Regions from separate parts of the Homo sapiens genome. Here region 1 is linked to region 2. Evidence: read pairs that join two places in POLR2A ChIA-PET (ENCODE). Cell type or tissue: A673. All regions are shown on one strand.

Region 1 (2,500 bases), 320 kb after region 2:
GAATTGCATGAACCCGGGAGGCAGAGGTTGCAACGAGCTGAGATCGCACCACTGCACTCCAGCCTGGGCAACAGAGTAAGACTCCATCTCAAAAAAAAAAAAAAATTAGTTGGGTGTGGTGGTGCACACCTGTAATTCCAGCCACTCAGGAGGCTGAGGCATGCTTGAACCTTGGAGGCAGAGGTTGCAGTGAGCTGAGATCGCGCCACTGCACTCCAGCCTCGGTGACAGAGCGAGACTGTCAGAAAGAAAGAAAGAGAGAGAGAGAGGAGGGGAGGGGAGGAAGGGGAGGAAGGAAGGGGAGGAAGGAAGGGAGGAAGGAAGGAAGGAAGGAAGGAAGGAAGGAAGGAAGGAAGGAAGGAGAAAGGAGAAAGAAAGGCCAAAAGTTTGCAAGGTTTTGAAAAGGGAAGTGTGAAAGTATTTGACTGCAAGTTCAGAACTCAAAACTATGTAATGTTCAGGCCAGTATCAACTAAAGCATAGTGACTCAACATGTGGTCCACTGTGTGGGACAGAGATTGAGAGCACACATTTAGAAACTGGGTGAGGTGGCTCACATCTGTAATCCCAGCACCCAGGAGGCAGCAGTCAGCTGAGATCATGCCACTGCACTCCAGCCTGGGCAACAGAGCGAGACTCCATCTCAAAAAAAAAAGAAAGAAGGAAAGAGGGAAGGAACGAAGGAAGGAAGGGAGCTTTTCAGGCAATATGATAGAATAATTTTGTTTATTGAATCTAAAAATACAATGTAATAACAAAAAAGTTATTTGGAATTGTATTTTGCATGTTTTTCTTTCCAACTTACATTTATAATAATTCATATTTATTATATTTTATGAAAGTTATCAGTCCAAACAGATTGCAAATTTAAAGAAAACCAGTCCTGAGACTGGGTGCGGTGGCTCACGCCTGTAATCCCAGCACTTTGGAAGGCCGAATCGGGTGGATCACTGAGGACAAGAGTTTGAGACCAGCCTGGACAACATGGAGAAACCCCGACTCTACTAAAAACATAAAAACACAAAAATTAGCCAGACGTTGTGGTGCATGCCTGTAATCCCAGCTACTCGGGAGGCTGAGGCAGGAGAATCGCTTGAACCTAGGAGGCAGTGTTTGTAGTGAGCCGAGATCACGCCACTGCACTCCAGCCTGGGTGACAGAACAAGACTCTGTCTCGAAAGAAATAAAGAAAGAAAAGAAAACCAGTCCTTTACCACAGATACTTTGGAAAGCACTGGACTAGAGTCAGAATAATGCAAGACAAGAGTTTTCTCTTATAGTTTAGGTTAGTTTATGGAGAGAGAGAGAGAGCACACTAAGTGTTGGCTGTTAAAAAGTTGTAGTTTGCCCAGGGAGCGGAAGGGGTGTCAGCAGCCAGGATAAGCCAATTTAAAGTGGCAATTTAATGACATCACTATTGATTTCAGACTCCTGCAGTGTTCCCCAAACCTTGTACTATACTCAGATTAAAGTCTAGGCTGCTATTAAATAAATGAAGAACAAAATAATGGGGGGGGGGGAATTGAAGCTTTCTTCTAATGCTAACCTCCTGCTATAACCTGGCAGGACAGCTACTTTCCAATATTTTTAGAAGTTATTTATATACAAGGGAAGGGTGTTTTAAAGAATTCTAGGAAAGAAAAGGGAAGTCTAATGTTACAAGACACTGCAGGGAAATGTCACTGTATAATAACTCCCATCTGGGTTGGGTGGCAGGGTTTGGGCTTACATGATGTTATGTAATAACACACACCCTCCTTCTGTGCCTTGCTGCCTCGCTATTACACTACACATGGTGCATGTGCAGGGCAGAACGCACCGGGGCCTATGGTGACAGTGCAGGATGCACCAAGAAATAGGAATGCAGACATATTCTCAAGACAAAAAGACAGGCTGGGTGCAGTGGCTCATGCCTGTAATCCTAGCACTTTGAGAGGCTGAGGCGGGCCTCAGAGTAGCTGAGACTACCACCACACTTGGCTAAGTTTTGTATTTTTAGTAGAGATGGCGTTTCACCATATTGGACAGGCTGGTCTTGAACTCTTGGCCTCAAGTGATCCGCTCATCTCGGCCTCCCAAAGTGTTGGGATTACAGGCCTGAGCCACCATGCCCAGCCAGTATTCTGATTTTCTTTAACCCCCGGAAGCTTCCATGTATTCGTTTCTCACAAAGCTTCTCAACATAACCTGTAGACTTTCAACACATACCCACATGCTAACAAGGTGGGTGTGATGGTTAATATTAGATGGCAGCTTGATTGTATTGAGGGATGCCTAGATAGCTGGTAAAGTATTGTTCTGGGTGTGTCTGTGAGGGTGTTGCCAGAGGAGATTGACATTTGAGTCAGTGGAAAGGGAGAGGAAGATCCATCCTCAATGTAGGTGGGCACCATCCAGTTGGCTGCTAGTGGGGCTAGAGCAAAGCAGGTGGAAGAAGGTGGGCTAAGCCGGCTTTCGGAGTCCTCTGGCTTTCATCTTTCTTCTGTGCTGGATGCTTCTA
Region 2 (2,500 bases):
CTGCCTCAGCCTCCTGAGTAGCTGGGATTACAGACGCACACCACCATGCCCAGCTAATTTTGTATTTTTAGTAGAGACAGGGTTTCACCATGTTGCCCAGGCTGGTCCCGAACTCCTGACCTCGGGTGATCCGCCCACCTCGGCCTCCCAAAGTGCTGGGATTACAGGCGTGAGCCACCACACCTGGCCCACACCATTTTTTATCAGCTTTCTAATGCATATCCCCTGTTGCTGATCTCTCTTGTCTATTGTCCACAAGCTGACAGTTTTTTGTTTGTTTGTTTGGTAATTCATATCATGTCTGTCCTGACCCACAACCTCCCAATGACTGCCTGTTGTAATTAAAATCCAAACTCCTGCTGGATGTGGTGGTGCATGCCTGTAGTCCCAGGTACTCAGGAAGCTGAGGCAAGAGGATCGCTTGAGTCCAGGAGTTCTGGGCTGTAGTGCGCTATGCATTCTGGTATCCACACTAAGTTCAACATCAGTATGGTGACCTCCGGGAGTGAAGGACCACCAGATTGCCCTAAGGAGGGGTGAACCAGCCCAGGTCGGAAACAAAGCATGTGAAAACTCTGGTGCTGATCAGCAGTGGGATCGCACCTGTGAAAAGCCACTGCACTTCAACCTGGACAACACAGTGAGATCTCGCCTCTTAGGGAAAGGGAACAGAAAAGGGAAAGGGAAAGAGAAGTCCAAACTCCTTATTGTAGCCTGTACTAGCATTTATTGAGCACTTGCTATATGCCAAAGACTTTGTTAGGTGTTTTGCATATATTAACTGATATAATCTTCACAACAGTCCTGTGAGGTTGAAACTATTATTAACCTCATTTTACAAAGCAAGAGTGTAATAGGAAGGTTAAGTAACTTATCCAAATCACACAGCTAGTAAGTGGCCAACCTGGAATTCAAAGCACAGAGTCTGCCTCCAAAGCAAGAGTCTGGCCCCTTTATACCATCCAACTTGATGTCGTCATTTTGCTTTTCTTTAGCCACACTGGCCTTTTTATTCCTCAAGCACATCAGGCTTGCTCCCTGCATAGGAGTTGTGCACTGGCTGTTCCTCTGTCATCTCATCATTTAAGTCTCCATTCAAATGTCTTTTTCTCAGAGAGATTTTTGCCTTACCACTGTCTTTAAAATTACCCTCCCACATATACAGTGTCACCTTTTTCCTATTTTCATAGTAGCATTTACACTATCTGAATTGATCTTAATTCTTTTAATGTTTGTTTCTCTAGAAGTATTTACTTAATAACTGTTGTTGGATGGATGGTTGCTGACTATTGAGTATTGGCTAGTATAGTGGTTAAGGATATAGGCTTTGAAATCAGACTCCTGGGTTCATGTCACAGCCCCACTACTTAGTTGTATGAAGTTAGGCAAGTCACTTAACAATTCTTGGCCTCAGTTTCTCCATATGTAAAATAGAAATAATATCTCCCTTATAGGATTGTTATCAGAATTAAATAGAATAATGTGTATGTCTCTTAAAACAATTCATAACACCTAAGAACTCAAACCATGTTATTTGTTATTTATTTATTACACTTAAGTTTTTGTAGTAACAAATATTACTATTACTATAATATTGAATGAATGGCATACCCAGAATACTCTTTGGAAAATCATGTTTCCAGGCCCTCCTCCAGGCCAACTGGGTTAGAATATCTGAGAAAAGGGCCCATGAATCTTTTAAAAATACATAGATTTTAGGGAGTCTGATAAATATCCAACCTTGGGAACTATGATAGTAGGCTTTTAGCATCACTATTTAGGATCAACCTGGACAGTTGTGTCTGTGTGACATCATCAGTGACATCATGACACTGCAGTGACACCATATAGTAATTTGTAATTTTGCTGAGATGTAAAGTGAGAGCAAGTCATTCTGATAAGTGGACCTAGAAGACCCTTACCACTCTCCCTAACATCCCCATTACAGTGCAGCCTCATTCTCTTCCCTGTATCTCTGTTGGCAAGCAGTAAAACTTAGAGTGACTCTAATTTTATTTCTGCTTGGAAAATCATCTCAAAAAGAAAACTAACCAAGAAATATGGGGATGCCAGGAAAGATTTTTTTTTTTTAAGTAGTGGTTCTACCGTAAACTGTAAGAAAAAAAAAAATCATGAAGCCATTGGGGTTTTTTTTTGTTTGTTTGTTTGTTTTTTTGTTTTTTTTGGCAGGTGCACCAACCAATGCAAAAACTGCACATTATCAAGGAAATTACATGCTATTGCTATATCTATAAGTTCGGGTTTATAAGTTCAGATATTAACAAAGCTTTTGTGAATCTCATGAAAGAGATTGTGTAAGACATGATTTCTGCCTTCCTAGAGCTGGAAAGACAAAACCACTGTACACAAACAACAGCAATTGAGATTAAAGTGAATAATAAATGATAGACAGCCAGTGCTGTTTATTTCAGAAAAGAAAGTGAAAAATATCAGCTAGAAGGGTTCATTGAAACAGTAGTGGCTAGTGATGACAAACAAC

What was found. Peaks named below come from ENCODE experiments on the same cell type or tissue, not always from the same donor. Only the 100,000 strongest peaks of a DNase experiment are listed, where the experiment ranks them.
Region 1: POLR2A ChIA-PET joins it to region 2 with 12 read pairs; 2 of 35 experiments call an interaction of 5 or more read pairs at or near these places.

What each region holds. Positions count from the first base shown.
Region 1 is chr13:45,319,690-45,322,189 of GRCh38, forward strand. No RefSeq gene overlaps it. Among named protein-coding and RNA genes, the nearest start is that of SNORA31B, 16 kb to the right of the region's middle. In A673, no CTCF peak of the experiment used is centred here; DNase peaks (open chromatin) are centred at 442, 1,372 and 1,722; H3K27ac peaks cover 2,500 bases.
Region 2 is chr13:45,001,792-45,004,291 of GRCh38, forward strand. The region is part of intron 1 of GPALPP1 (GPALPP motifs containing 1); the gene reads left to right. It also overlaps the pseudogene RN7SL49P. Among named protein-coding and RNA genes, the nearest start is that of GPALPP1, 14 kb to the left of the region's middle. In A673, no CTCF peak of the experiment used is centred here; no DNase peak of the experiment used is centred here.